3 separate regions of the Homo sapiens genome follow, and all the other regions are linked to region 2. A link is a loop called in an ENCODE intact Hi-C map of the cell type or tissue named here. Cell type or tissue: heart right ventricle. All regions are shown on one strand. Links, peaks and the distances in the headings refer to the core of each region. The heading gives the core; the rest is flanking DNA.

Evidence for each region. Peaks named below come from ENCODE experiments on the same cell type or tissue, not always from the same donor. Only the 100,000 strongest peaks of a DNase experiment are listed, where the experiment ranks them.
Region 1: it touches region 2 in a loop (6-fold over the local background); 40 of 110 quality-filtered maps call a loop at or near these places.
Region 3: a loop joins it to region 2, with 2.8 times the contacts of the local background. A loop is called at or near these places in 19 of 110 quality-filtered maps.

The regions. Positions count from the first base shown.
Region 1 is chr7:42,936,356-42,947,319 of GRCh38, forward strand. MRPL32 (mitochondrial ribosomal protein L32) reads left to right here. Exons shown (of 3, transcript NM_031903.3): 3 at 967-1,502. The coding sequence ends at 1,221. Among named protein-coding and RNA genes, the nearest start is that of MRPL32, 9.5 kb to the left of the region's middle. In heart right ventricle, for the core only: a CTCF peak has its summit at 5,088 (motif pointing right); a DNase peak (open chromatin) is centred at 5,086.
Region 2 is chr7:43,715,154-43,726,117 of GRCh38, forward strand. All of the region lies in intron 1 of COA1 (cytochrome c oxidase assembly factor 1), which reads right to left. Among named protein-coding and RNA genes, the nearest start is that of COA1, 8.9 kb to the right of the region's middle. In heart right ventricle, for the core only: CTCF peaks have their summits at 6,265 (motif pointing left) and 6,469; no DNase peak of the experiment used is centred there; H3K27ac peaks cover 431 bases.
Region 3 is chr7:43,449,711-43,460,674 of GRCh38, forward strand. HECW1 (HECT, C2 and WW domain containing E3 ubiquitin protein ligase 1) reads left to right here. Exons shown (of 30, transcript NM_015052.5): 12 at 1,118-1,219; 13 at 6,587-6,737. Among named protein-coding and RNA genes, the nearest start is that of LUARIS, 67 kb to the right of the region's middle. In heart right ventricle, for the core only: a CTCF peak has its summit at 5,474; no DNase peak of the experiment used is centred there; H3K27me3 peaks cover 347 bases.

The sequences.
Region 1 (10,964 bases), core at 1,271-9,270, 780 kb before region 2:
GGAAGACCAGCTGACTGTGGGTGTCTTCATACCTTCAGTTGTGCATGCAATCCAGTTTCCAGTAGTGGAGCAAAATGAGAATATGGTTAGGCAAGTAATATACAAGCCTCTTTCTTCCTTTCAGAAAAGGAAATTCTTTTGTTATCTGCCTCACAAATGTTAGTATATTAATCTTATCAAGTGTTTAAAGCTTCTTTAATGATCCTGTTTAGTATTTTTCTTTGTATTTTCTTTCAAACCTACATCTAGAATAAGTTGATAAATCTTTTAGAGGTTATAATGTTTCTATTTTATATTTAAAGTTGGAGATATATATATATCTATATCTATCTCTATATATATATATATACACACACATATATATATCATTAAAATACCCTAAGAATGTAACATAGAAAATAATTTTACATTAAGGAATAATCAGTGTTCATTTTTAAAAAGAAAAATTATACCATATACGAAACCTGTATTCTGTACAGGAATTTGAATTACACTGTGATAAAAAGAGGAAGCCAAGGAAGTCAACTTGTAATGTTCTTATCTTGTTTTCCCTAAGATAGATTGAAAGACAAAGGGAATTCACTTTTCCTTGGTGTCTTATTTAAGATGCTGATTGTTTGGGTCACTTCATTATGTTGACAAATTCCTTATTTGATATTTAGTATTTGGAGTTAGGGGAAATGAGTATTTCTTTTTTCTTTTTTACATAACTACAACTGCTGTGTTTAAGTAAAGATACCAGATTCAGGTTGGCTGAATTCTAGTTCTAGTTTTTCTCTAATTCAAACTCAGTGTTGCTTGTCTTCAGTCTTCCTGTTAAAGTGAGGTGGAACTAGATGGTGTATGATGACCTCATGTAGCCTGAACATCCTAAGAAAGTTAAAATGTAAGCATTGCTCCTGTCAGTGGTTATTTGTTCGTTATATTGCCTCATGTTAAAATACGTTTTTGTTTATTGTTTTAAAGAACAACATAGACGTTTGTCCTGAATGTGGTCACCTGAAACAGAAACATGTCCTTTGTGCCTACTGCTATGAAAAGGTGTGCAAGGAGACTGCAGAAATCAGACGACAGATAGGGAAGCAAGAAGGGGGCCCTTTTAAGGCTCCCACCATAGAGACTGTGGTGCTGTACACGGGAGAGACACCGTCTGAACAAGATCAGGGCAAGAGGATCATTGAACGAGACAGAAAGCGACCATCCTGGTTCACCCAGAATTGACACCAAAGATGTTAAAAGGGTAACTTCACAGTAAATCATTTCTCCTGAAATAGAGGAAGATTCTTTATGTTGTTGTGCTTGTTTTTAAATCATCAGTATAGTTTAACACATTCTTTCTAAGCAGTTTTGTGTGGGATAATTTGAAGAATATATTATGAGTAAACTCCGAAAATTTTGTTTATCCAAAGGCTCAATGGATTATGTTTCTATTATATACAAGGTTTTAAGTAAACATAAAATTTCCAGAACAAAAATAAAAAATTTAAAATTCATAGCAAAAATTCTGTGTTTTGGCTTTGGTTTTGTTTGCCAGTGCCTTTTCTTAGACAAGAATACTTAACACAGATAACTCCATTTAAGTAACACATGGAAATAGGTTATTATTTGCATTTTTGGTATTGTTTTTTAAGATGGTAGGTGTGGCAGTAAGAATGGTTTTTGTTCTTATTTTTCTCTTAGCAAATTAAAATTGCTTTTGGAGGAAATTACTTTTATGAAACATACTAATTTACTTAGGTGATAGAAGTACTTCTTTACATTTTACATTAAATCAAAATCATATTCAGAATATATGAGATAGCCTATGTTTTGGAAGAGATTATTAGTAAAGATGTGAGCAGATTCCATAGCACACTGAAAATGTGATACGAATGTTCTTTGCATTTTTCTTTTAATATGTCCTTTTAGTTTATTTCACGTTTTATCAATTTTATCTCATTGTAACAATAGGCAATAGGCTCTTTAACTTAACTTTCTTTTTTTTTTTTTTTGAGATGGAGTTTCGCTCTTGTCGCCCAGGCTGGAGTGCAATAGCCTGATCTCAGCTTCACTGCAACCTCCGTCTCCTGGGTTCAAGAGATTCTCCTGTCTTAGTCTCCCAAGTAGCTGAGATTATAGGCGCCTGGCACCACGCCTAGCTAATATTTGTATTTTTAGTAGAGACAGGGTTTCACCATGTTGGCCAGGGTGGTCTCAAACTCCTGACCTCGGGCGATCCCACCTTCCTCAGCCTCCCAAAGTGCTGGGATTACAGGCATGAGCCAGTGTGCCTGGCCTTTAACTTAACTTTCTACAGTTAATTTCTTATTTTCTTCTACCTCTCTCATTCCTGTGTCCACCTTGAGCCCAAGGTTTGCTATTTTGTTTCTTGCCTCATTCAAAATGAAAAAAGTGAGGTAGCTATTTAAAACACATAATGATAAGCAACTTAGGGAATTATAGTTAAAGGTAACATCGGTAGACAAGATAAAGCCCAGGGAAGTATTTACAGCAAAAATACATGCTGCAGTAACCTGAACACATACTATATTAGGCAGCATATTTGACTCAACATTTTTTTTCTTTTTTTCTTTTTTTTTTTGAGACGAAGTTTCACTCTGTCGCCCAGGCTGGAGTGCAGTGGCACTACCTCGGCTCTCTGCAACCTTCACCTCCCAGGTTCAAGCAAGTCTCTTGTTCTCAGTTTCCCAAATAGCTGGGATTACAGGCACCGGCTACCATGCCCAGCTAATTTTTGTATTTTTAGTCCCGACCTCAGGTGATCTGCCCACCTTGGCCTTCCAAAGTGCCAGAATTACAGGCTGAACATTTTTTTCTTTGGAAAGAAAGAAGATTCACTTGCATGGATCAGTCTTCACAAAGTAAGACAGATAATCTAGAAGATGCATCACTATCTTGGTACTAAGGCCTGAAGTGTACTAAGGCCTGGGGCTTCATAATGAAAATTGTATAATGGCGCAATCTATGTTAACATTCCTAGAGGTAAAATCACCAATTTCATTGGGTATGGTATAGGCCAATGTTACGTTGAAGTGCAATTCAGTAAAAAATTTTTAAAACTTCCAAAGTGTTAGAATCCCAGCAAATAGCTCTTTCAAGGCTGGGCTTGATCTAAGCATTAAAAAGTTGAAATTCCAGAGGAATTGGTTATCTGCATATTATTTAGACAAACCTCTACAGATAATTATTTTTAACCCTGAGAAGTCATACAATGCTGTGTGTCAAAGATAGACTTGAGGTGGAATCAGTGGTTCATGAACACTGGGGATGAATATATTCAACTGCCTACTCAGTATCCTCAGTTGACTAATAGGTTGCAAAGTGTATCTCCAGGTAACAAATTGTCCTTTGATAGTACAGACTGAATGTATTCATGTATTGATCTGGCTGCTACAGATGTGAGAAAAAAACATTCTTATGTTGAAAGCTTAACCTCCAATGTGATGGTATTAGAAAGTGAGGCCTTTGAGTGGTAATTAGGGAATAAAGGTATACCCCTTATGAATAAGGCTGATGCTCTTATAAGAAGAGACGCAAGAGTGTTCTCTCTGCCCTCTGCCATGTGAGGCTCCAAGGAGAAGGCTGACTACAAATCAGGAAGCAGGTCTTCACCAGAACCAAATCTGCCAGCACCTTGATCTGGGACTTTCCACCTTCCAGAACTGTGAGAGATGAATCGTTGAAGAAACGCTGTTTGTTAATTTCTTAACAGGAGCTTGAGCTAAGACAGAGGCTCTATATGCAGGTAACCTAGTGAGAGTACGTGGGCAGAGTGACTGTTTTCTGTTTTCAATTCATGAATGGAGAAACTTATTATAAAATGCATCCCAAATTAGGCAATTATTAGATAGCAAAACCAGATATCTAGTCCATGTCAGAAAACCATGTCATAAAGGAGAGTACTTTCACTTTTACGAAGGGGTTGTCCCATCAAAGTTTTCTTTATAATACATTTTATCACTTCATGCCTCCAGTTTTTACTATGGCAGAAAATCATTATGAGTTGGAATTAAACCAATTATGTAACTGATTCAGGTTTTGAATTAGAAATTAATTCCCTTGTCCCTACTCATTCCCTACAACATGAAGATGTTGAGACATCTTACTAGGTTATTTTGGAAGGAGTCATTCTTGACTCTGACATCCCACCTTTTCTCCCTTTCACATCCAACCTGCGAGCAAATCCAAAAATCCCATTGATTCTACCCTCATTATATACTTAGAATCTGGCCATTTAACATGAAGATTTATGCATACATATTTTTTCTTGGGAAACCAAAAATAGTTTTGGTGCACTATGGATGACCCTAATGTAAATAAATTGTGATCTTTTAAAAATACGATTTTTTCATAATTTGTGTAGTGTGACTTTTAAGTTAAAAATTTATTATTTAAAGAGGTTCAATGAGTAGGGGCCTTTGTAACATTCATGATACGGGGATTGCCCTCCCACTCTCCTCAGATAACTGTTTTCTACACCTGCCTCCACCCTCCCATATGCAATTATGTTTCAGGGGCAGGATTTGCCCCTCAATATTTCTAAATCTGTGCTAAGGAATTCTGCTACGATTAGTGTTTTTCTGGCAAATACACAAACATAGATGCTCTGTCTTCAACTGCAATTTTTAGGGAGCAGTGTCATTCCATGGTCTAGATTAGTGAATAACATTTCCATCTTGCCTTTGAAACAGGATGGTGTCGCTTCCAGCTGCTGTCCTCTCGTTTTTTCCACAAAGGGCATCCAGAACAGCAACAGCTAAGGCAAATAGAGAGATATTCCCTGGTGCTCAGTGGAATGTCCCTGGGCTACTCTTTACCTTACTTCCAACCTTCGTGTTACCCTGCCCCTGTGTTCCTCTGCTGGCCCCGGTGACGGTCTGTGCACTCACCTCCTCCACGTTTGTGGAGTCGCTAGTAAGCATTAGGCATGCAATTTGGAGGTAGGACAGGAAGAAAGCTAGAGGGTTAACGAGTTCCAGTCTCTGGACCCTGGTGTTCAAGCTCAGAGCCAGCTTTACAGTTTCAGCCTTTAAACTCACATGAGGAACTGCTACAGTTTACTAGGCATCAGCAAGCCGCTCCACTAGGGGGCAGCAGGTGAATTGCACTGAAATTCTCAAATGAAATAATAAACCATCAGGTACAGCAATGCTGGGGACATTGTCTGTTTCTGCCAAAGCCATCAGCCTGTGGCTAGCAGACAGGATTACTGCAGGGGGAGAAAAGGCTGTCTGCAACGCTGAGTGAAAGCTAGAGGCTGCCAACAAAACTGAGCCTCCCTATCACTGTGTCCAGGGCTTCTCTCCCTCCGCCCTGGGTCAGTTTGCTCTCGCCAGTGTTCCCTCCTTGATCCTCTTCTTTTCCAACCCTACATCCTTGGGTACATGCAGCCAGCTTAATTCTAAAATCCTTTCCAAGAGCATCTTTCAGGATAAAAACTCTTTTCCAATATTCCCCAATATTACATTTCGGTAACTAAAAAGAACTACTGATTTTCTCATTGACATTCTTCTAATCAGTAGTTCTCAACCAGGGATGATCCCCTTCCCACCCCAGAGGACATTTGGCAATGCCTACAGACATTTTTGGTTGTCACGCTGGGGTAGGGGGGTGAGGGATGATGAGAGCTACTGCCTTCCAGTGGGTAGAAGCCAGGGACGATGCTCAATATTTTCCTCTATCAGACTCAATAACACTAACTTTTTTGAATAAAAAATGTGACATGAAAATATTTTAATTTTCTAGAAGTCTCAGTGAGCCATCTTATTTTCTTCCATAATTTAAATATGCAGTGATGACCCTCAGGTCTGTGTATCTAGGTCTCATTTTTCTATTAATCTCCAGACCCATGTTTCCAAATAATACGAGATTTCCATTAGAACGTCACATAAGTCTCAGTAGATCATAGCCTAACAACTTTTCCAAATCTCTCCCTGTAAATTTGCTTCTCTGATAGCCTAGCTTGGTTCGCTTATTCATTCAACAAATATGTCTAACATTTCTCCAACCATAGACTACCTCTGATTGACTAATGGACATTTCGGGGTTAGCATATTGAAAACGGAACTGCTGATCACCCCTATCCCTTACCCCACTAGCCAAACTTGTACCTCATCCAAACTTTCCCACCTTGACACAAATCAAATTGCTCCAGCAAAATCCTACTCATTCTTGATTTCTCCCTTCTCATCCCACATAAGCAACTCCTTTGACTCTACCCCCATAACATATCCTGAGTCCCAAGTGGCATTCAGTTTGGAATGACAGGAAGGGATGCCAGTGTAAGGAGAATGTGCTGGGAAGGGGCAAGAAGGGATCTAGGGAGACAGGCTAAGGGTCTCTGGAAGAAATCCAGGCTGAAGATGATGTAGCCCAAATCAGAATGGTGGCCAAGGACAGAAAGAACTAGAGGAAATAGAGATACATATTTCAGAAGTGGAATTGGTGAGGACTTGGTTGTAGAAATGCAGGAGAGGGGAAAACAGGATAATTCCCAGGTTTCTAGCTTGAGTAACAGAGAGGATGTGATTAGGGAGCCTGTGAGAGGTGAAGGCAGATTATGCAGGAAACTCAAGATACCCATTTTCGAGAAGCTACATTTGAAATACTTATTGGACATCGAAACTGAGATGGCAAGCAGGCTAATGGATATGTGAGTATGTAAATTTGGAAGCAGTCAGCAGATGGAGTGTATTTAAAGCCATTAAAATGAATGAGATTATCCACAGCAAGTACTTATGAAAGAAGAGAACCCGAAACTGAGCCCCGAGGAGAGGGGTAGCCTGTCGAGGAGGACATTAGACTGTCACGCCACAGATTCCAAGAGGGAGAGCATTTCAAGAAGAGGAAACCAGCCATCCTGTCAAATGCTGCTGGGAGGTGAAGATGAGGATAGGAAAGTACCCAATGATTGTGGCAATTGGAATTCATCTGCAAGATGACAAAAGTGATTTTATTTCAGTGTTGATGGCAGAAGACAGACTGGAGTGGGCTAAAGAGAAGATGTTTGCTGAGGTGGTAGAGGCCGTGTTCCTAGACAGTTCTTCCCAAAAGTTTTCTTCTGCTAGGGAGTAGAGAAATGAAGCAATAGCTAGAGGAAGATAGGGAATTAAGAGGCCACTGTGTGTATGAGTGTCTGTAAGTGTGTGCACTGCAAACTGAGAGATCAATATGTATTTATGCTGCTGGGAATTATCAAGTAGGAGAGGAGACTGTGGATGCAATGAAGCCAGGTTCAGGGGAGGTCTTTAATGCAGCTCCATCATGAGAGGATGGGCCTCAAGGCTTGCGCTTATTAGGAAGAAGAATGCATTCTCTATTGTTACACCTGAAAGTTGAACCAGGAGGAGGACCTAGGACAATACCCTAGAAGCCTGATTCATTTTCATGCTTTTCTGGAATATGTTGATATGGTTTGGATCTGTGTCCCCACCAAATCTCACATTGAAATGTAATCCCCATTGGTGGTGGTGGGGCCTGGTGGGAGGTGATTGGATCGGGGAACAGATTTCTCATGAATGGTTTAGCACCATCTTCTTGGTACTGTCCTCATGATAGTAAGTGAGTTCTCATGAAATTTGGTCACTTTAAAGTGTGTGGCACCTCCCTCCTCGCTCTCTTGCTCTTGCTTTAGCCATGGGATGTGCCTGCTCCTCCTTTGCCTTCCACTATGACTGGAAGCTTCCTGAGGCCTCACCAGAAGCAGATGCTGCTATGCTTCCTGTACAGCCTGCAGAACCATTAGCCAATTAAACTTCTTTTTTTATAAATTACTCAGTCTTAGGTATTTCTAGCATTGCAAGAATGGACTAATACATATGTCTAGAAGCATGAGTGTCTGAACCTGCCGTCACCACAGCCCCATCTATAATTTTGCTTTTCATGTTTTTCTGCCACTAGATGTAGACAAAATAAAAAATTCCATTCAGTCAAATATATTGATGATTTAATGGCCAGTGTCATATGTCATGTGTTTTTCCAGAGGTTTAATGGTTATTTTTCCTGATTTTATCTTGCAGAGTATGAAGGCCAGGGAAATCAAAGTATGTACTTCTAGTTAGCATAAGATGTAGTTATAGGGGGTTAAAAATAGCAATAGGTAAGACACATTCTCAAAGCTTTTGAAAAAGTTATTGCCAGTAAACTTTCTCATTCAAAAACTATTTATTAATATATGTACAGATATTTAATATTTTAAAAATAATATTTTTATTAATATATTCTTTACATTGAGCTCGAAATCATTTTTCTTCAATATGATGGGTGGCATTCACTCAACACCTATTATGTGTCAGGCATTCTGCCTATGTTAATCCTTAAAATAATATTATGGAGCAGATAGTAATAATTGCGGTCACTATTTATTAGTGTTTACTATGCATCAGGCACTGTGTCAAGAGTTTTACATAAATTACTGTTGACATAAAGGAAAAAAATCTGACGCTAAATTAATATTAGTAAAGAGATTATTTGGGCCAAGTTTGAGAACTGCAGCCCAGGAACATAAATTCAAGTTGCCCTGAATATACACTCAGACTAGCAGGAGTTACAAGCAGGTTTTGTTTGTTTGTTGTTTGTTTGAGACAGAGTCTCACTCTGTTGCCCAGGCTGGAGTACAGTGGCGCAATCTCTGCTCACTGCAATTTCCACCTCCCTGTTCAAGCAATTCTCCTGCCTCAGCCTCCCAAGTAGCTGGAATTACAGGCACATGCCACCAAACTCAGCTAATTTTGTATTTTTAGTAGAGATGGGGTCAGGCTGGTCTCGAACTCCCGGACCTCAGGTGATCCGCCTGCCTCTGCCTCCCAAAGTGCTGGGATTACAGGCGTCAGCCCCACGCCTGGCCACAAGCAGGTTTTTAAAGGAAAAAAGAAGCAGCAACTTCTAAGTTGTTTACCAGGAATTTGCATTAAATAACACAAGCTGTTGATTGGCTATACATTGTTCTTTGTAACACATATTCCAGGAACGTGAAGATAACAGGTGAGGCAGCAAATCAGGAACAAAATAACCTTAAACAATTGCCCCAGGTGGTGGAGTGTGACTGAAGACCCATGTTCCTGTCTCTCTGGGCTTTTGCAAAGGTCTGCAAGGTTCTCTGAGGCTTTTGCAGACCTCACATAGCTCAGGCTGCTCTGAGCTATTTTTCTTTTTTCACTACTTATTAAATTTTTATATGGCATAATATTATAAAATTTTAACTGGTATTTTTTTCTGTGACATTTTCTTGTGTCTTTTGGCCTTCATCTGATTCAGAGAGGCAGAGCATTTTATTCATTTTCCCCAGGAAGGAAAAGCAGAAAGTTGGGGTGGGAAGCATTTCAAAATCCTAGCCTTTTTTGGGGAAAAAGCAAAGAACTAAAGTTTTGGAAAAATGACTGGGGCAAACACATGTTTATTTAGTAGCTGGGCTTTCCTGCCCCAAGAACTAGACAAAAATGCCCTGGGCCAGAGGCGGGTGAGGGGGGTTGTATGAGGGAAGCTAGCAAGCTTGTCCAACCCACCTTATTTTGTCGTTGCTGTTCAGTTTTGTTTTGTTTTAGGCTTTTAGCAGCCTGAAGTCATGGTTTTCACTTTCTGTCTCTAGTAATGAGCAGAAAAGAGGGATGAGGAAGGGGCTTTACTGGCCCAACCAGAAACAGAAACTAAGAACCCATGACTGTATTCTCTCCCCTGGACAACCCTGTCAGAGAGCAGGAATATGAAAAAGATCCCTGTCCTGTCCACCTCACCCAGTCCCCAGCCACGGTCCACCCCTGCAGGGAGGGCTGCTGTAAGCTTTTTGGGTGGAGCCCCAGGAAGGCAGAAAGACTCCTGGGAAGAAGTGGATGTGTGGTGTTTTTAAGTGGGTGGAGCCCTTTGCAGTGTTTCAGAGAAGTAAAGAACCACAGCAGTCTCTGGTCCTGATAAGGTCATGCAGACAGGAACCAAGGATGACAGTTAAGACTGTAGGTATATGAAGACTAAGGGCCAGAAGTTTGATGACTTCTCATTGGATGCTGAGAATCCCCATTCTCTCCTTTATCACTAGGCAAGCACTCCAAAAATTAACGAAAAAAGGTAAAAGCATCTGTGGGAAAGACAGTGTGCTGTGTGTGTGCATGGGTGTATGTGTGTGTTGGGCACAAAGGGAACCCATTGTCCCGAGCTGGCAATTGTGTCATCATCTGGTGGAATAGAGCCTCACAGTAGGAATGAAGTAACCCTGTGATGTACACTTGGGTGTAGAAGCAAAGTTTTGCCAGTGTCAAACCAGCAAAGGGGCTAAGATTTGAGCCTAAACTGACTGCAAATTCTAATCCTAGGGAGTCTAACACTATGCTAGATTGCCTTGGGATTTATAGATGGTGAACATGACTCATGGGAAGATGAAAACACTTGCCCACAATCCAGAGCTCATGGAGGGAAGTTGGTGTCTGAACCCAGTCTTGGCTCTTTTGTCACATGCCTCACTGCCTCCTTAGAGTTAGTATGTACTAATTTTAAAGCTGAACTTTTTTCTTTTTCTTTTTTTTGAGACAGAGTTTTGCTCTGTCACCCAGGCTGGAGTACTGGCACCATCGCAGCTCGCTGCAGCCTCTGCCTCCTGAATTCAAGCAATTCTCATGCCTCAGCCTCCCAAGTAGCTGGGACTACAGGTGTGCACCACCATGCCCTGCTAATTTTTGTATTTTTAGTAGAGACAGAGTTTCACCATGCTGGCCAGGCTCATCTCGAATTCTTGACCTCAAGTGATCCACCTGCCTTGGTCGCCCAAAGTGCTGAGATTACAGGCATGAGTTGCTGCACCTGGTCAGCTGTACTTTTTAAATTCTAAAACACTGTATTGGTCAGTCTCTCTAATGGAATATGGATATTTACAGCAGAATAGGTAATAATAACTTGAAAGGAAATGTCTAGTCCAATGATTTCATTTTAGGGTAAGAGATTTTCCTGGAGAGGGCATAGAAGATGCAGCCCCCATG
Region 2 (10,964 bases), core at 2,377-10,376:
CCTTTTCCAATAGTCTTGAACTTTGTTTCATAATATTCCTGATACAGGAAAAAATTCATACATTTAACATTGACATTGATCAAATTAATCTGAGTGCATCAAACAGCATCTTTAAATTGAATGTTAAGGGTATGTTGCTTGGTGAAACTCCGTCTCTACTAAAAATACAAAAAAAAATGCCAGGCGTGGTGGCAAGCACCTGTAGTCCCAGCTACTCGGAAGGCTGAGGCAGGAGAATGGCGTGAACCCGGGAGGCAGACGTTGCAGTGAGCGGAGATCGTGCCACTGCACTCCAGCCTGGGCAACAGAGCAAGACTCTATCTCAAAAAAAAAAAAAAAGAGTATGTTGCTTCATATAAGCTTGTTTACCTTCTTAATGATTAACTATTTTGGCTGCCTCCTCTCATTTTTGTTTTGCCTTTGAATATTGCTTTCACTAATTTTAGATCAAGTTCTCATTTCATGTTGAAGTATCCCACAAAAACACTATATCTTTTTCTCTTGTAATTCCTCTCCTAAAGTATTTACAAAGGATGACAGTCTATAGTGAATATTTAAACTCAAAAACACCAACAAACACGGGTAGTATTTAGAGACACAATATAGCAAGAATAACACTACCTGATATGACTTGGCTCTGTGTCCCCACTCAAATCTCATCCTGAATCGTACTCCCATAATTCCCACGTGTTGTGGGAGGGACCCAGTGGGAGATAATCGAATCATGGGGGCAGTTTTCCGATAGTGAATAGCCTCAAGAGATCTGATGGTTTTATCAGGGGTTTCCGCTTTTGCATCCTCCTCATTCTCTCTTTGCCTGCTGCCATCCATGTAAGATAGGACTTGCTCCTCCTTGCCTTCTGCCATGATTGTGAGGCTTCCCCAGCCACATGGAACTGTAAGTCCAATTAAACCTCTTTCTTTTGTAAATTGCCCAGTCTCAGGTATGTCTTTATCAACAGCATGAAAACGGACTAATAAAGTAAATTGGTACCAGCAGTGGGGTGTTGTTGAAGATACCCAAAAATGTGGAAGTGACTTTGGAAGTGAGTAACAAGCAGAGGTTGGAACAGTTTGGAGGGCTCAAAAGAAGACACGAAAATGTGGGAAGGTTTGGAACTTCCTAGAGACTTGTTGAATGGATTTGACAAAAATGCTGATAGTGATATGAAGAGTAAGGTTCCAAGCTGAGGTGGTCTCAGATGGAGATGAGGAACTTGTTGGGAACTGGAGCAAAGGTGACTCCTGTTATGTTTTAGCAAGAGACTGGCAGCATTTTGCCCCACCCTAGAGATTTGTGGAACTTAGAACTTGAGAGAGATGATTTTTAGGGTATCTAGCAGAAGAAATTTCTAAGCAGCAAAGCATTCAAAAGGTAACTTGGGTGCTGTTAAAAGCATTCCATTTTAAAAGGGAAACAGGGCATAAAAGTTCAGAAAATTTACAGCCTGACAATGTGATAGGAAAGAAAAGCCCATTTTATGAGGAGAAATTCAAGCTGGCTGCAGAAATTTGCAAAAGTAGCAGGGAGCCCAATGTTAATCACCAAGACCATGGGGAAAATGTATCCAGGCCATGTCAGAGACTTTCACGGCAGCCCCTCCCATCACAGGACGAGAGGCCCAGGAGGAAAAAGTGGTTTTGTGGTCCAGGCCCAAGGTCCCCATGCTGTGTGCAGCCTAGGAACTTGGTGCCCTGTGTCCCAGCTACTCCAGCTGTGGCTGAAAGGGGCCAATGCAGAGCTTGGGTTGTGGCTTCAGAGAGTGGAAGCCTCAACCTTGGCAGCTTCCACATGGTGGTGAGTCTACAGGCACACAGAAGCTAAGAACTGAGGTTTGGGAACCTCCACCTAGATTTCAGAAGATGTATGGAAATGTATGGAAGCCCAGGCAAAAGTCTGCTGCGGGGTGGGGCCCTCATGGAGAACCTCTGCTAGGGCAGTGCAGAAGGAAAATGTGGGGTTGGAGCCCCCACACAGAGTCCCTACTGGGGCACTACCTAGTGAAGCTGTGAGAAGAGGGCCACCATCCTCCAGACCCCAGAATGGTAGATCCACTGACAGCTTGCACCATCCACCTGGAAAAGTCACAGACACTCAATGCCAGCCTATGAAAGCAGCCTGGAGGGAGGCTATGCCCTGCAAAGCCACAGGGGTGGAGCTACCCAAGACCATAGGCAGCTCCAACAGCATGACCCAGATGTGAGACCTGGAGTCAAAGGAGATCATTTTGGAGCTTTAAAATTTGACTGCCCCGCTGGATTTCAGACTTGCATGGGCCCTGAAACCCCTTTGTTTTGGCCAATTTCTCCTATTTGGAATGACTATATTTACCCAATACCTGTAAACCCATTCTATCTAGGGAGTAATTAGGTTGCATTTGATTTTACGGGCTTATAGGCAGAAGGGACTTGCCTTGTCTCAGATGAAACTTTGAACTGTGAACTTTTGGGTTAATGCTGAAATGAGTTAAGATTTTGGGGGACTGTCGGGAAGGCATGATTGGTTTTGAAATGTGAGGACATGAGATTTGGCAGGGGCCGGGGGGGGAACAATATGGTTTGGCTCTATGTCCCTATTCAAATCTCATCTTGAATTGTACTCCTATAATTCCCATGTGTTGTGGGAGGGACCCAATGGGAGATAACTGAATCATGGGGGCGGTTTCCCCCATACTTTTCTTGTGGTAGTGAATAAGTCTCACAAGATCTGATGGTTTTATCAAGGGTTTCCACTTTGCATCTTTCTCATTCTCTCTTTGCCTGCTGCCATCTATGTAAGACAGGACTTGCTCCTCTTTGCCTTCCACCATGACTGTGAGGATTCCCCAGCCACATGAGACAGTAAGTCCAGTTAAACCTCTTTCTTTTGTAAATTGCCCAGTCTCAGGTATGTCTTTATCAGCAGTGTGAAAACGGACTAATATACTACCATACAGAATAATATATTGTACTGCCAACTTTAGGACTTATTTTGCTTTCAAATTTTTTATTTCTTGAAACACCACTAATAGCGTTTATATGAAGTGGACTATGCATACAAATGTATTATTATTTATTTGTAAGAATAACTGTTAGCAGCAGATAGAGTATAAAAACACATTTATTTATAAGATGGCAACAGCTATGAGACTGGCTGTCTAGATCACAAGCTTATCTCCTAGATGCTCTTGTCTCAGCTCCCAGAGATGTACAACTTAAGGTTTTAGTCGGTGTCAGCATGTCCTGCTCTTGCTTTCCACTTGACATCAGTGGAGCTCTAAGAACCAATCACATCTAATACTATTGACCACAGATCTTTAATTCTCATGAAAATGATTCTGTTTTCCCAATTTGGAATTACCAGTAACTTTCCTCAGGGTTTGGGATTTAAAATAACATACAAATTTCCTGAGAAATTCTGGGAGTGACTTCCCATACAGAAACATAACTTTATCCAGAGATCATCTGCTCTGAACCTCCAGAATCTGTCCCAAGGTGAATAGTATGCATTGGGAGAGTTGTTTCTTAGCAACAATTATCCAATCTTCCTTATTTCATGTCTTTTGCACCTCAATTTTCAGAGATACTTGGCTTTGCTACTTCTTGAGCTTTATGAGGATTTAGAGGATAAATCTGATTGGTTCATAGTTTTTCCCTCTGCCAACTCAGGATTCATAAGTCTTGGGTGTCAGTTAATTTCGACTCATTCTTAGGCTTTTCAGTACTCTACACTATGTTGATGTTGTCTATTTTCCATGTCCATTGGGTTTTTACTGCAGTTTTAATGGGGTTTCAACAGGGAGCAAGATTAGAAGTAGATTCAATCTACCAGGAATCTACATTTTTTTTTTTTTTTTGAGATGGAGTCTCACTCTGTCACCCAGGCTGGAGTGCAGTGGCGTAATCTCAGCTCACCGCAAGCTCCACCTCCCAGGTTCAAGCAATTCTCCTGCCTCAGCCTCCCAAGTAGCTGGGATTACATGCGCCACCACACCCAGCTAATTTTTGTATTTTTAGTAGAGACGAGGTTTCACCATGTTGGCCAGGTTGGTCTCGAACTCCTGACCTCAAGTGATCTGCCCAGCTCAGCCACCCAAAGTGCTGGGATTATAGGCATGAGCCACCACACCTGGCCAAGAAGAGCTTCTTAATAAATAAAACTATCTCCAGCAGGAATGAACTGCCTTGGAAACAAGAAACTCAAGCACAGACTGCACAACTATTACTTATTAGGGATGCCACTAATAGCCTCTAAGCCCCAGATGGCTGTATAGTCCAAGTGGTTAGTGAGGCAAGGCTGTCATACAGAAAAATCAAAGTTAATAAATAATGAAATGCTAGAAGAATGAAATTACAAAAATAAAGTCAAACTAAGTGAGAGCTACCAAATATAAAGGATTATCCACAACTAACAGTATTACAGGTAATCACTGTCGAGTTCTAAATTTCCTTTTCTATTAGAACATAACTTTCCCCACACACCGAATCTGTACTCAGGTGTGCATTTATCCCTAGATTCAGTCTGAGGAGTTGAAAAGTGACAAAGGGATGGATGGCTTCCTGACTACTATGAAAATGTCCCCTGACCCACATATTTCAATATAGTATTAAGCCTTGTTTTCATTACCTGAAATGTATGTTTGCTTACAAACAGGTTTCCTTGAATCTATTCTCCCCACCTCCTCCAATCAAGGAGCAAAGAGAACACCAGAGAAGCTGGAGCACAGTGAACAAGGGGAAACTGGCATGAGATGAGACTATAACAGAAAGAAGAGAGGCCACATCACAGAACAGGGAGGAGGGAGGAATGTTGTGGGTCAAGTTAAATATTTGGGGTTTATTCTACGTAAAATAAAAAGTAAAAGGCCAGGCATGGTGGCTCACACCTGTAATCCCAGCACTTTGGGAGGCCAAGGTGGGCGGGTCACTTGAGGTCAGGAGTTCAAGACCAGCCTGGCCAACATGGTGAAACCCCATCTCTACTAAAATCATAAAAATTAGCCAGGCATGGTGGCGGGCACCTGTAATCCCAGCTACTCGGGAGGCTGAGGCAGGAGAATTGCTTGAAACCGGGAGGAAAGATTGCAGTGAGCCAAGATCGCACCACTGCACTCCAGCCTGGGCAACAAAGCAAAACTCTGTCAAAAAAAAAAAGGAAAAAAAGAGTTCCAATGCTCAGTATAATTTTGTGTTTTTATTGTGGGAAGCAGTAATGTTGCATCCCTGCCTTTCCTCTTTATTAAGCGTTTTATCTAAGTATGATGGACTAGAAAGGATAAAATCAACATGGTCCCCTTCCTTTTTCTTTTTTTTTCAGAAACTTACAAACTTTCTCACAAACTTGTTTAAGAATAAAAATATGGGGAGTGACATGATCAGATTTTACATTTTTTAAAAATGGCTGCTGTGTGAAAAATAGGGGTAATAATATATCCTGGCAGATCAATTAGGAAGCAGTATATCTAGGTGAAAAATCATTGTTCTGTGCAACGAGAGAGGTAAAGATGAAGTGGCCATATTTGAAAATATTTAGGAGGTAGAATTTAGAGAACACTGAGAGGTCTTAAAGTGACCCTGGATATTACTCAGGAGCCTCTGGATGAATGGCAGCCCCAGTCCCTAGGGAAGTATATACTGCCAGACATTAAGTTGCTGGAAGTATAAAGAAAAAGAGAATCCATTTTTTGGATGGGTTAGCTTCGAAAACCTATGAGTCACCTAAGTGCAAATGTCTCACAAGCTTCCTCTTCATCATTTCTCACTGAACATCTCCATTAAGGCTTCACAATCAGGATGCTGGCAATTAGAACCTGTATCTTTCTTCCATGGCTGCTCCATTTACTGATCAATGCCACCAACTACCAGAGATGTTATAAAGGGATTCCTACATGTGATAGAGAAGGCTGAAACATAAAACATCTGAAGTCACACTGATAAGCCTCTATTACTCACAGATTCATCCACAACACTGGAGTTATTCCCGCTACAAAGGTTAACCTTAAGGAAAGAGTTAATTCATAATTCTGCAAACACTGAAAACAAATACAAATGTATTAAGGAATACTTTTATCCATAGACTGCTTTACTAGTAACATTACAAGAATAAGATGAATTTTGAAATAGACTTTAAAAAATAATTTCAATAGTTAAATGTCAGTTCTTAATTAACCATCTTGATTTTCTGATGTAAAAAATGTACAGCAATTATCGTCCAGCTGACAAAAAGCCACAATCTTTATTAGTAAATCCTATTATATAGCACAACACTGCCACCTGTTGGAAGAGATAACTAGCCAAATGTTTTTATTCCTAAACACTAAATGCATGAGAAAGTTTATGAATTTCTCAAAAAAAAATGAAGAGACTGTTGACTTTATCCTTTCTAGCCCAACATGCTTAGATTAAATCCCTAATAAAGAGGAAAAGCAAGGATGTAATGTAACTGCTTCCCACAATAAAAACACAAAATGGCATTTACTTTTTGGTTTTGGTTATTTGGGTAAGGGGAAGATTTAACCATGAAGAGATAGCACTAGGGAGTTTTTGAGGTGAGGCAACTATTCTGCATCCTGACTATGGTGTTGGTTATAGAAATCAGTACATGGGTTAAAATTTATAATATAAAAAGTTTATTTTACTGTACGGTAATTTAAAAAAAAAACAAGGTAAGAGAATACAAATACTCAGTACCATGGGAAAAGTCGTAAGTTATAATGTGAAAGTATTCACATAAATTTCAAAGTTTTGCTACTTATAGCTCAAAGGCTTGAAGCCCAAAAAACATTAGAAAGATTCTAATGTAATACTGCATGCTGACATACTTAAATATGGATGTAGAAGTGTTTCTAAAGACTACCATTGCACACCAGAAGTCAATCTTTGCCCCTAGCACAGAACATTTCAATGAGAGGAACAATCTATAACCAAAAGTTAGGACATTCACCGTTGATTCTGGTAACTTTTTTTTTTTTTTTTTGAGACAGGGTCTCACTCTGTCACTCAGGCTGGAGTGCAGTGGCGCCACTGCAACTCACTACAGCCTCGACCTCCCAGACTCAGGTGATCTTCCCACCTCAGCCTCCTGAGCAGCTGGAACCAAAGGTGTGCACCACCATGCCCAGCTAGTTCTTTTGTATTTTTAGTAGAGAGATGGGGTTTCGCCACTTTGCCCAAGCTGGTCTCAAACTCCTGGACTCAAGTGATCTGCCCACCTTGGCCCCCCAAAGTGCTGGGATTACAGGCATGAGCCACCACGCCTGGCTAGGAAATGCTTTTCCCTACGACAAAACGAGAGTCTCGTTCTATCGCCCAGGCTAGAGTGCAATGGCACAATCTCAGCTCCCTGCAACCTCTGCCTCCCAGGTTCAAGAGATTCTTGTGCCTCGTACCAGCTGCGAGTAGCTAGGACTACAGGCACATGCCATCACGCCCAGCTAATTTTTGTATTTTTAGTAGAGACGGGGTTTCACCATGTTGGCCAGGCTGGTCTGGAACTCCTGATCTCAAGTGATCCGACTGCCTTGGCCTCCCAAAGTGCTGGGATTACAGGCATGAGCCACCACGCCCAGCTAGTACATTCTTTATGTGATTGCATTTCATCTCCCTCAAAAAGCTGGTGCATAAACAGGGAAAGTTGGGTGCTTGGCATCTATGTAATCTTGGTATTTGCTAGATCACTTATGAATGCAAGTGACATCAAAGTTCCACGAGATCTGGAACATCTAAGTCCATCTGGGGACCTTTCCAGTACATTTGCAAATGCCAAATGTCTTAAGGCACCAAGAGCCCACAAGATAAAAGATCACCAGAGTCCAAATGACAGAGACCCAAACTAAGAGCAAAAGTCACATTAAGATACCAGTTCCTCCCATCTCTCCTGATAATATACTTGCTGTTAATAAAATGATATGGGTTGTAAAGTAATAATGAAATATTAAACTGAGACCTTATGAAAGCTGTTGCAATGGGAGGGAGAGGTTGGTAGAAAGGGTGTAACACATATAATCCTCTACCCTTTATCCCTTAGGGCTGCCCTTAAGCCATCCTGTTCCCAGGATCTGGCAGCTACATGCAATCTTAGTTTTCTAAGTTTTGGTTGAGCCACACTGTTGTCTGTTTTTCTACATTTTCCCAGTGATCCCTGGGAGGTCACAGCTATTCAAATGGATTGCAGTACCCACAATAATTTGCAGTTCCAACAACAGGAGAATAGTTGAAAAAAGAATGATACAGTCGTAAAAGAGAATAATGCTGGTCATCTCCTAATCTTCAACTAATGACATGGTTATATTTGCATTGAGGGAGGTAAACTTGCCTGTCAGAAGCAGCAATAGTCACAGCACACCAGGGTAATTGCCAAAGCATCCAAATGGAGCAGTAGTATGATACCGGAATAATTCACAGACTTTTGGAACTATACAAGTTTGCAAACTCACCTCCATTTTAGAGTCTGTCATGATGGGTAATTTCCCCAAAAAGACTAAAAACACAGAAAGCATTAAGAAAAAAAAAAGGCCAGGCAAGGTGGCTCACACCTGTAATCCCAGCACTTTGGGAGGCTGAGGTGGGCGGATCGCTTGAGCTCAGGAGTTTGAGCCCAGCCTGGGCAACATGGCAAAATCCCATCTCAACAAAAAATATAAAAATTAGCCCGGCGTGGTGGCATGTGCCTGTAGTCCCAACTACTTGAGGGGCTAAAGCAGGAGGATCACTTGAGCCCATGAGGTCAAGGCTGCACTGAGCCATGTTCATGGCACTGCACTCCAGCCTGGGTGACAAAGTGAGACCCTGTCTCAAAAAACAAAAACCAAAAAATCTTGGATCATAGAGATGTTTACAATTTGGAAAACTATCCATGATAAACTTTTTATTTAGTCTGAATTGCAATAATTTTAAAACTCAAAGATCTCCAAGTCCTAATACAAAAACACCTACACCCCTTCAAGTAGGAAATAGTCCTTTGGAAAGGTAAACGTGATAATCCATGCCTAAATTACACAATTCCTTTAAATCTCATCTTTTATGCAAATAACAAAAACACTAAAGCATACGGGCAGTTCCTCAAAAAAATCAACAGAATTACCCTACAATCCAGCAATTCCACTTCTGGATACGTATACCTAAAAGAACTGAAAGCACAGCCAGGCGCGGTGGCTCACACCTGTTATCCCAGCACTTTGGGACACTGAGGTGGGCGGATCCCTTGAGGTCAGGAGTTCAAGACCAGCCTGGCCAACATAGCAAAACCCTGTCTCTACTAAAAATATAAAAATTAGCCTGCGTGGTGGTGCACGCCTGTAGTCCCAGCTACTCGAGAGGCTGAGGCAGGAGAATCACTTGAACCAGGAGGCAGAGGTTGCAGTGAGCCAAGATCACACCACTGCACTCCAGCCTGGGAGACAGAGCAAGACTCCATCTCAAAGAAAAAAAAAAAAAGAATTGAAAGCAGGAACTCAGACATTTGTATACCAATGTTCACAGCAGCACTATTCACAATAGCCAAAAGGTGGCAACAACCCAAATATCTATCGACTAATGAATGGATAAACAAAATGTGTTCTATGGAATACAATGTAATACTATTCAGTCTTTAAAAAAATGAAAATTCCAACACATGCCACAACATGAATTAACCTTGAAGACATGCTAAATGAAATAAACCAGACTCAAAAGGACAAATATTTTATGATTCCACTTTTATGAGGACCCTAGAATAGTCACATTCATAGACAGAAAATATAATGGTAGTTGCCAGGGACTGGAAAGAGGGAGGAACGGAGATTTATCATTTAATGGGTGCAGTGTGTGGAGATAAAAGTGCTCTGGGTCGGGCGCAGTGGCGCACGCCTGCAATCCCAGCACTTTGGGAGGCTGAGGTGGGCAGATCACCTGAGGTCGAGAGTTCAAGACCAGCATGACCAACATGGAGAAACCCCGTCTGTACTAAAAATACAAAATTAGCTAGGTGTGGTGGCGCATGCCTGTAATCCCAGCTACTCGGGAGGCTGAGGCAGGAGAATCACTTGAACCCGGGAGGTGGGGGTTGCGGTAAGCTGAGAACACGCCACTGCACTCCAGCCAGGGCAACATGAACGAAACTCCATCTCAAAAAAAAAAAAAGAAAAAGAAAAAAGTGTTCTGGAGATAGATGGTGGTTATGGTTACACAACAATGTTAAAGTACTTAATGGCACTGAACTGTATCTTTACAAATAGTTAAAATGGCCAATTTTATGTTATGTATATTCTATCACAATTTTAAAAAAGAAAAGACAAAACACTGAAACAAGAAACACACAGTTCTAACTGGAATCAAGCCAAGGGGAAAGAATGAAATCTTGGCCATTATATGTAAACAGAGAGATGCAATTTTTTTCTGGAAGCTATTGTATATCACTTTCCTTAGATTCTCAAAATGCTCAGTTTCTAAAAATACTTTTACTACTGGCTGGGCGCAATGGCTCATGCCTATAACCCCAGCACTTTAGGAGGCCGAGGCGGTGGATCACCTGAGGTCAGGAGTTCCAGACCAACCTAGCCAGCATGGTGAAACCCCGTCTCTACTATAAAACAAAAAAATTAGCTGGGCATGGTGGCAGTCACCTGTAATCTCAGCTACTCAGGAGGCTGGGGCAGGAGAATCACTTGAACCCAGGAGGCGGAGGTTGCAGTAAGCCGAGATCGCACCATTGCACTCCAGCCTGGGTACCAAGAGCGAAACTCCATCTCAAAAAATATATATATTATATATATACTATATATATTACTACTACTGCCTTTTAACCAACAAAATTAAAAAAATACAAAACAATGTTAATAGGATTTTATAAAACTACTTTTTCCAACATGCCCCAAACAATACAGAACACAATAGCTACACTCAACCTCTGCATACATTAAATAATCTTCAAATAAATGCCTGCTAGTATGAAAAAAGTACCTACTATTTGGTGACCAACTGTCCAATATGGCTCTCACAAATCTAAT
Region 3 (10,964 bases), core at 1,240-9,239, 270 kb before region 2:
AAAGGCCTGACCTTTGCCCTCTGGCCCTTAAAGGCTTTTGCAAGAAAACCAGCATGGTGTGAGGCAGGAGGAACCATCTGAAAAAAGGGCCATCCTTTGTCCCGGGCCCTTCTCACTCTGCAAAGATCAAGAGCACTGGCCTCTGATTATGTGACCCAAGCAGCTGGTGCTGCAGGCCTGCCTTCTGCATGGCTGCTCTACATGCCTGAGGACACCACTTCAGAACATCGTTCAGTTCATTATAAGTCCGAACTGAGAACAGTATAAGCTATGTCTGTTGTAGGTTTTCTTTTAATAATCTGAGGCATGCATCCTGTGGATATAATGTTTATTTCTAAACTTTCTCCATGTTTGTCTTTCTTCCTCCTTCTTTCCCATTTCTGTGTTTTGAGCTTTCCTGTCGCCGTCTTTCTGCTTTTTATCTACTTCCTTTGTCTCTTGTCCTTTCCTCTTTCCGGAGCACCCTGGCTTGTCTGATTTCTCCTCAAAATAATCTGGACAGTCCTGAGATCCCTCAGCCCCTTGGCTCCCCTCCCCAACCCCCCAACCTCCAGCTTTCCTACTACAGGAATTTACTTTCTTGGCTCGCCAGCTCCTTGACCTGTCTTGGTACCATCTAAGAGTTCATTCCCCTCAAAAATCTGAAAAACAGCCTTTCGGCAGCCCTGTGATGAAACCTATCCAAGTGAGGAGGTGTCATTTTGCATAAGCCCAAGGAACTTTTGTGGAACCTTATAAAACGCTGCATTTCCCTCAAACAGGCCTATTTCCTCCACTGGGCTAAAATCAGGCTCTGCTAATTTTCTCTTGTGTTCCTTTCTGGTGCCACTTTCTGATTCAGGAAATTCGGGTCATTACAGAATCAGACTCAAATCCTACATATTGGACTGTGTGGCGCAGATCATTAGTTATGAAGTGTTTTGATTTTCTTCTTTTTTAAAAAAATATTTCCCCCCTCACGAATGACTGTGAATGTAGCAAACTGACACACACACACAAATGGATTTCCCACTCTTTGGGGTTGTTTCTTGTAGTGCTTAGTTTTACAGTCATGCTTTTTTGATGATGTTGCCACGGCAGTGAATGAATCTGAATGTATTGACTATCTTGTCCGTAGGTGAATGTCCTATACTCCATAATTCCCAGCCAGTAAGCCAGCTTCCTTCCCTGAGGCCTGAACATCATCACTACCCAACAATCGATGAGCCTCTTCCACCAAGTAAGCTTTAGTTTTTAAAATCTGTGTCTTAACTCTTCCTATCAAGTCTAAGCAGGTCAGTATGAATTTGTGTGTAAACATCTAAAGTCTTTCCCGACTCCGTGCCTTACAGTGTTAACAAAGACCAATATGACACCTGCTCTAAAAACTGGTGGTTTTTTGGGGGTTTTTAGTTTGTTTTTTTGACTAATAGTTTCACCATGTGATCTTGAAGAGATAACACAGTGTTTTCAGTGCCTCTCAACTTCTGAAATGGAGAGCATTTCTCTGTTAGACTTGACTAGTCTTTGCAAACTGTTCATGACCTTTAAGTCCCAAATTTTACATTTTATATTTAAAATTTGCAGTTCAAGATAGAATAATCCTATTGTTCTCCATTGGATCTGTTACGTCACAAGCATCTCCATATGTTAAAACAACTTCAACCCATCTGGGCACATGAACTTGTACTTTCCTTACTATAACTTCCATCCATAGGGAATAGCTTCAAATTTCTTCTGCAGTTCTTAGGGGTTGCCAGGCAAAATATCATCTTTAAGATAGAATTCAATGTCAGTTTCTCCTGGTAACTGTAGTGGGTAATTAATAATTATCTAACTAGTCATCTGAACTTGGGAAATTCATTTAATCTCTCAGGGACTTAGTTTTCTCATTTGTAAAATTTAAAAAATAAAGTTTAAATGTCTCCATCTGCTCAATGAAAGATTTGACCTAGATAGTCTCTAGATACCATTCTAGCTTTAACTTCATAATACTCCATTTAATAAATTTATAGGAAGAAATTGATACCCCAGACATTATATATTCACTTGGCATCACATATGTTCATGAATTCTAGAACATCTCTGTTTTGGTTTTGCTTATTTTTCAAGCAAAGATAGTATTTAAGATTTGATAGATTTTACAACTACGAAATCTTTCCAGAATGCAAGGACCCAGTGTTTCTTTACATTCTTTTGCCTGTGCTTACATGAAGCAGTTACAGTTTTCAAAAGGAGAAGTGCTTATTTCTTAGTTCATCTGTTCTTGGTAATGTGCTGTACTTTACAGGAACACCACTCCTCTCCCTATTCAACTGTAATTTATTGGTGAGAAATCAAAGAACATCTTTTATATGTGGACTAATTTAAAGAAACACAATATTTGTTTTTCAAGGGCAAAGCCAAACATCATGTCCTTGAACTTTTGATGCCTGATTTCTTTCTTTCTTTATACACTGATTTATGGACATTCTATAAATGAAGAGTAACATTTTAGCATCACTACAAATACTTCCTAGGTAACATTTATTTGAAAAATATGTATAACATGTTATCTCCAGGAAAGGGATGCTTTCCCCACAACAAATAACCTTTCAATGCATGAATCTACTTCGAATCTGTGCAGTACAGATGACTAGTTATACATGCAAATATTATAAATGATTGTACATAAATCCGTTGTAAAATAATTGCTTTATATAAGCCACTTTCAATAATGAGAACAAATTTCTCCAGACAGCTTTCAGTTTTCTATCCATATAACAGTGAAAGACCTTAGAAAAATTGGTAATGAATCCTACCAACTGAATATTGTTAAATAATCTCAAATAGTACAAGAATTACCTTATTGCTGATATTCATTCATTCAACAAATATTTATTGAATGTTTGCCCTGTGCTAGGTACTATTGTGGGTAAGCAAAACAAAGATTCCTGCCCTCATGGAGCTTACAGTCTAGTCTGGAAGACAGATTAGCAAACAATAAAATAATTAAACAGGGACTGGCCTAGCATAGGAGATGCTATGGAAAAGCAAAAATAGACCAGGGTGAGGGATCTCTGAGTTCGTGTGGGGGTGGCTGGTTTGCAGTTTTAAAACAAGTGGTGAGAATAGGCTTCATTGAGAAGACAACACCTGAGGGTTAGGAGAGTTATCCCTGCAAGTGTTGGGCAGGAAGAGCTTTGCAGGCACAGGGAATGGCCACTGCCAGTCGGGAGTTGGAAACACCCTGCTGGGTTTAAGGAACAGGAGACCAGTGCATCTGGAGCAAACTGAGGAAGGGAGAAGGCAGCAGGTGATGTGGTTAGCGAACTAGCAAGGCCCAGATCATGCAGGGCCTTGTAAACCATTTAAGGGCTTTGTAAATCACTTAAGGGCTTTTACTCTGAACGAAAGGAGGACATTGTAGAGTTTTCAGCAGAGAAGTGACATTGTCTGCCTCAGGTTTTGAAAAGTTTGCCCAAGTTGCTGTGTAGGGAATAAATTGGGAAGAGGAAGGATAGAAGCATGAGATTCAACATAAGATTATGTCTTTATGCAGGAACCCAGGTGACAAACAATAGTAGCTTGGGCCAGGGTGGGAGCAGTGGAGGTGGTGAGGAGTGGTCTGATTCTGGACATATATTTTAAAGGTAGATTTGATGACAGATTGGATATGGATGTGAGAGAAAGATAGGTATCAAAAATGACCTAAGAGTTTCAACCTACAAAGATGGAGTTGTCTTCAACTGAGTTGGGTAGGAAAGACTGCAGGCAGAGCAGGTTTTGATGGGAAGGATCCAACACTTGGTTTCGATCATCCTGTGTTTGAGATGTCATCCAGGTAGTAATGTCAAGAAGGAAATTGAATGTGTGACTCTGAAGTTCAAGAGAAAGGTCTAGACTATGCAATAGTATTACATTTGTTAAAATTGTTCAAAATACACAGTTGTATAGGTTTTTGTTAATATAATAACTAAATATGATACATTATCAGGTTCTATATTGTTCTTGGACTTTGTGGAGAACATATAATTTAGTGTGCAATAGATCCTTTGGTCACAAATGAATTGACCTGACCTGCACTGCTATAACTTGCCCCAGAATCGTGAAGGTACTGTTTTCAGGTGGCTCTTTAGACAAACCCATGGCATCACAGTGCTGAGCCCTTCAAGTCATGCTGATGCCTGAAGTTCCATTTCAAATTTATTTCCTTTGGTTATAAAATATGTGAAAGTAAATTCTTTACAAAGCAACCCAGAAAACATGTTCATAATTTCTGATTACACTTAGCTATTATTTTCTGAATACATATGAGTATATAATTAGCACAATACATTCCAGGTATTTAATGTATTGACAAAAGAGCCCAGCTGTTTGGCTTACTACACTTTTCCATGAGGAATTGAAACATGTGATGATAAATTATCATTATTGCAGCTTCATTTTCTAGCTTTTTCCCTTAATTTATAAAAGCCAACCTTTGTCTGCGAAGGACCCCTTTCTTTACTGTAGGTTCCTGGAGGGCAGGGTCATGTGTCACTCATCTCTGTGTCCTCAGGACCTGGCACAGTCTCTAGTTCAGAGTGAGTGCTACACAGTTTGTTCAGTCAAATTAAATTCCACAATGCTCTTCAAAGACTAATGCTCATTTTTTGTTGGATGACAGTCATGTTGGATTCAAGAAAAATAGTTGTCCTACTGCTTTTACTAATATTAGTTTGGGATCCATTAAAATTTTTAAGTTTCTAGATCAAGATTAATTACCTAGTAATCATATGTATATACAATTTCATCCATGAGCTAATTACCATTTACACTTAACACTTGACAGCTGGATTATCATTAGATAATCATTAGATCTATTTTAATCAAAATCTCCTAGGACATATTTATACAATCTGCCTACATTTTTCCTTCAATTTGTCTCATAAGTTAAGTTTGGTGTTTGGGGATACTTTGGTTTTTACTGGGCATTATTTGACAATCCATCAGGTCAAGCATAAGCCATCATGCCACAAACAGATATACTATGTACATATAAAACCATAAATATGCCAAATATATTTTTTCCCTTAAAAAAATGAGAGTTGCTATGTCATTACCTGAATGATAAGTTTTCAATGAAACTGTTAGTATCTGACCTACTCCCGAAAGCTATGGCTTTTCTCACTGAAAAGGCTGGATGGTTTTCCTCCTTTTGCAGTCACTTTTGCTTTTCCTTCTTCTTCTTTAGTCTTGTGCATTTTCAGCATAACTTTATCACACTGCTGCTGTTTCCACAATGTGATATGTGGACTCTAAAAGCTTTGCCCATCTCTGTACAGCAGGCATTGCTCTTCTATGTTTCGCTCAGACGTGAACACATTGCTTCCAGCTCTTTTCCACCCACCTCACCCCAGCTCAGCCCCTGCCTGTATTATGTAGTGAATCATCCATGCTTCCACCTTTTTGTTTTCTTTTTTTTTGTTTTCTTTTGTTTTTAATTTGGGAAGCAAGGGAACTTTTCTTTATCTCGGGCTCCCTCTACAGTTTGTGATGGTTATTTATCAACAAAAGGGTACTTCCTAGTTACTGGTTTCGTTTGGTGGCCAGAGATATTTGACAGCTGCGTGTTGAATATACACTGTTAATTAACAACTTATCAAAACGCTGTTTTGAAACCCTAACAATCATTTCCTTCCATTCACCCACTCAAAAGGAAAGGCAATCTATTAAGTTTACTAAGTATAAGACAGAGGTCATCTAAATTCGCACATCCAAGATTTTAGAACAGTAGTTAAAACTGGCTTTAATCTGAGGGCCATTCTTCTCTCCACTGAACCTAATCGCCCTCTGTTAGACTTAGCAAAGAAAGCATTCTCCAGCATCACAGTGTCAGCTCGCACTGGAGGATACCCCAATCTTCCACAGCTGTCGTTTGAGTAGCCAACAAGAGTGACAGTGGTGATGGACATTTCTAAAGAAATAAATTCATTAAACAGTAGATTTTCTCTTTATAAATTATTAGAATTTTTGTATTCGTCACACCATCACACCATCACGGGTGTGATGACCCGTGCCTGTAATCTCAGCACTTTGGAAGGCTGAGGTGGGAAGATCACCTGAGGTCAGGAGTTTGAGACCAGCCTGCCAACCATGGCCAACATGGTGAAACCCTGTCTCTACTAAAAAATACCAAAATTAGCCGGACCTGGTGGCAGGCACCTGTAATCCCAGCTACTTGGAAGGCTGAGTCAGGAGAATTGCTCGAACCCAGGAGGTGGAGGTTGCAGTGAGCCAAGATCGCACCACTGCACTCCAGCCTGGGTGACAGAGCAAGACTCTGTCTCAAAAAGAAAAAAAAAAAGAAAGTATTAGAATTTTAACATAGGTGTTGATCAAGGAACCACAATTACTGTTTAATATGGCCCAGCAGAGAGTCTAAGTTCATTAAATTGTTTTCTGAGCTCCCGAGTTCATGCCAGTGCCCCAGAAGTCGTGGTGGCAGGTGCTGTGGGCAGGGTCTGGCCTGCAGCCATGAACCAATGGTGAGTTCTACCTGCAGAAGACTTGGAAGTTGTATGTGTTTCACGTGGGTCAGTAGTTTGTCCTTGATTTTTCTTTTTGCCTTTTTATTAAACACTAGACTGGGAAGCTCGAATTGACAGCCACGGGCGGGTCTTTTATGTGGACCACGTGAACCGCACAACCACCTGGCAGCGTCCGACGGCAGCAGCCACCCCGGATGGCATGCGGAGATCGGGGTCCATCCAGCAGATGGAGCAACTCAACAGGCGGTTGGTGATCAGTATGCAATGAGCTCCCCTAAACCACAGTGAAAGGAGAATGGCAGCTAGAGACGCTCCCCTTACACTTTTCTGCTCAGACTGTATGAGGAGACTGGAAAGTAATTAAGTATCTTAAGAAACCTGTTCCTAGTAGGTATTTGGAAAGCTAGATTTAGAATTTGGAGGCGAGAGACAAGTTAAGCTTGAGTGTCATTTAAGGATGGGAAATCGTCTAAACTTCTTAATAGCCTAGGCACAAAAATAGGAGTTTTTAACCAAGGGCCAGTGTATGCCCCTCTCCTGCGATGTTCACCAAGGATGTCAGTGTTCCTTGAACTTTCCAGGCACTGTACCCAAATTATACATAGATACACATTTTTCTGGCAGACTGGTCCACACCCATCATACAGTTCTCAAAAGGATAGAGACCTCAGTTAAACACATTCCAAGGATAGGTTCCATAAGAAAACTAAAAGCTGCTTGGAGAATAAACTGTCTCATAAATCACTGTATGCATTCCTACCCTGATTCCATAATTGATATATGCCCATCAATAATAATTCTTGAAAAGCCTGCATCTTAGAAAAAGAAATGTTTACAAGCATTTTTTGAGAATTATTTTGTTGAAAAACTAGGCCCTCTCTATTGAAATTGTAAAGATGTCATTTTGTTTTTAACCTGCAAACAAAGCCTTAAACAGTATCAGGCTTAAACAGTGGTCCATTCATGTCAGAGATGATGCAGTAAGCTAGTATAAAGCATTGTCTCTGACATCTTGCTCTTTAAGACTGGAGTGGCAGCTTCAGGATACTTTTAATTACCAGGAATGCAAACTGAGGCTTCCTTCAGTTGAAATTGCACCCACATGCTGTCTTGCTTTCATGTCAAGTATGAAAAGTATGAAGGTGAAGGAAAAGTTGAGAAAGACGAAAAAGAATGAAGAACTGGGTTTGTGGAACACACCTACTGATAGCAAATGCCTTTGAGACTTAACTGTTATCTGCCAGAAAGAAAAGGAGGAGAAACAATTTAGTCCTATTAAAAACACATGGGGCCGGGTGCAGTGGCTCACGCCTGTAATCCCAGCACTTTGGGAGGCTGAGGCGGGTGGATCATTTGAAGTCAGGAGTTCGAGACCAGCCTGGCCAACATGGTAAAACTCTGTCTCTACTAAGAATGCAAAAAAATTAGCCAAGCGTGGTGGCAGGCACCTGTAATCTCAGCTACTCAGGAGGCTGAGGCAGGAGAATCGCTTGAACCCGGGAGGCAGAGGTTGCAGTGAGCTGACATCACACCACTGCACTCCAGCCTGGGAGACAGAGTAAGACTCCATCTCAAAAAAAAAAAAACAAACAAAAAACATGGAAACAAAAAAATAAAAATGAACTTCTGTTTACTGTTGTACACAGAGGAGCATGCTTTAGGTGAAAATCACCAGAACATTTTTTCATTGCCTGAGCGTTTGGAAGACATTTGCTTTCCACTTTTCCCCATCAGCAGCCGAGTGTTTTAAGTCATTAACAAAAACCATAAAAGACTTGCATTGGCAGCACACTTTACAATCATTCTCACCCCAACAAAGCGTGTTACAGAGAGGAAGTCCTGATAACCCAGTTTTACTAGACATGAATGGACCAAAAATCCATGGGAGAGTCCTTTCATGGTGATTGCAACAAGATTCGTGTAACTAAAAATGTAGAAGACACAGTAAGCTCATCTTACATAGAGACCCTGTTGATTCCATAGGCAGAAGTTAGCCCCTAGGTCTGTCTTGCCAAAAATGATAAGCTCCAATTGTTTAGCAGAGAAACAGGGGAGGGTATCGTCAGGCTGTATTCATAAGAGGTACTGTTTTGAACACTAACCAAAGCAAGACAATGAATCTGAAGCAGAAGGAAGCACCTTGACCTATGGCATAAACCCATGAAAGTTTATCGGGGTGATCTGCTTGCATAATATAAAAATTAGGCCAAATCCATCCTGAACCAGGTCTCCAAATAAGTTTTATAGCCTTTGATATACAAACTCCTGTGCCCTCCAGTGGAGATGAACATGCTGGGAGAGGCAGCTGGACCTTGCTGAATAGGAAGTTGCATTTGCTACATCCATCTGGACAGATAAAAAGAAAAGGAATTTAGCACTTTGAGAAGGTACTTATTTCTTGTGAAAAAGCATACCTAGGGAAGATCAGATAACCTTCAGATAAGTATCCAGATTTTTCCATACTTAACCTATTGCTTTGAAGCATTTAAAATTTTTTGTATTTGGCATTATAACAGGCAGCCCAAGAAAGTACATTTCCAGTCTTCTATCCATCTCACATGCGACCACACAGAAAGTCGTTTTTTTGATAACCCACAGTTATCCAGAGAAATTTACAATGATTACTGGCTCACAGCCATGTGGAAGTATTATTCAGTGTTGCAAGGAGTTTCCCTTGAGCTGAACCAGATGATTGTGAAAATCAAATGTGTTTGTGCAAGGAGACATAAAACTAGGAAGTACAGAGTACACAATAGCAATCAATGTGTAAGCTTGTGTGGTAGGTCGCAGTGACCATGTTCCAACTCAGCCATTCCCCAGACGCGGCACACTCTTCCAGGCCTTTATGGCTTGGCCACATGCTCCCATGGCAGGAAAATGCCTCCCACCTGCCTCCCACCTGAAACATATCTCATCCTACAGACCTGACTCAATGTCGTGCCCCAGGAAGCCGTCCCAGAATCCCTCACACAGAGCCAGTGACTTCCTCCCCTATAGCTTCTGGAATGTGCCTGCCTCTGTGCCTGTTCTTACCTTTTTGCCTTACTCTTCTTTCTACCCTTTTCTGCTCCCAGCACCTAGTGTGGTACCAGAAGTTTAATACTACTCAGTACAAGATCATTTTCTGAGTTAATTCCCATGCTTTCAGAATATCCAGAATTAATTAATTCTACTTTCACAAATATTTACTGAAAAGCAGAAAATATAAATATGTATTCTTATTTTAAATAATCAACTGAAGTTTTATTTTTTAATTATTTGTATAAAATTATGATAATTTAAGGGAAATAGAAGTTTTAAATAGAAAAAAGTGATCTACACTCTACCCCAAGGATGATTTAGTTTTTTTTTTTTGAGATGGAGTCTCACTCTGTCGCCCAGGCTGGAGTGCAGTGGCATTATCTCAGCTCACTGCAACCTCCGCCTCCCGGGTTCAAGCGATTCTCCTACCTCAGCCTCCCGAGTAGCTGGGACTACAGGCATGCACCACTGCACTCAGCTAATTTTTGCATTTTTAGTAGAGAGAAGGTCTCACCATGTTGGCCAGGCTTGTCTCGAACCCCTGGCTTCAGGTCATCCCCCCGTCTTGGCCTCCCAAAGTGCTGGAATTACAGACATGAGCCACTGTGCCCAGCCAATTTAGCTTTTTAAAAACATGTATCCATCTTCAATTTCCATATGCATGCACAATTCTTACATGGTTATGATGGTGATATGTAGTTAGTTTCATATTCTTTTTTCACTTACTACACTGTAAGCATTTAATATTGCCGCATAGTCTTCAGGTTAACATGTAATTGCTTGTATAGTATTCCACTGAATGGCTGAAGTTTAGTTAACCTGATTTCATATTGTTGAATGTTTTGCTTATTGCTTTTGTCACTGTTTTTTGTCACAAGGGCCTGCTAAATACTAAGATTGCCTTATAGTGGAGGGTTTCCTTAGGGTTCTATTCCCAAAAGATTAGGCCAAGGGAGATAAATGTGGATTTGGCATTTGGTATCAATGCCTAACTGCTTTCTACATTAGACATTGCGGTTCTAGGGGTTTATTCTACCAACAGCTACAGCTTCACTTCCATCTTATCTTTTGATTTGTTTTTGTTGATGTAAGAGGTGCTCCTCGTATTTTGATGCCACTTACATTTCACTTGTTGGAGCAAGGGTCAACTTGTTTTCCATAAGCTTTTCTTTAATAAGGAGTAGTTTCTCCCATGTGAATTGTCTGTTCTTGGGCTTTTTTAAAGGGGGGAGGTTGTGTAGTTGGCTGATTGGTTTGGCTTGGTTTTGGAGGGCTTTTTTCCTTCTTGTTTGGCTTTGTACGTGTGTGTGCGCGCGTGCGTGTGTGTGCGTGTGTGCGTGTGTGTGTGTGTGTCCATTTACAAATTATGTATTTCAGCTGACTTTCTAGCTAATTTTCATTAGCCCTCTATCTATTATAAATATTTAACCTTTTGCTACAAAAAAATGGAGG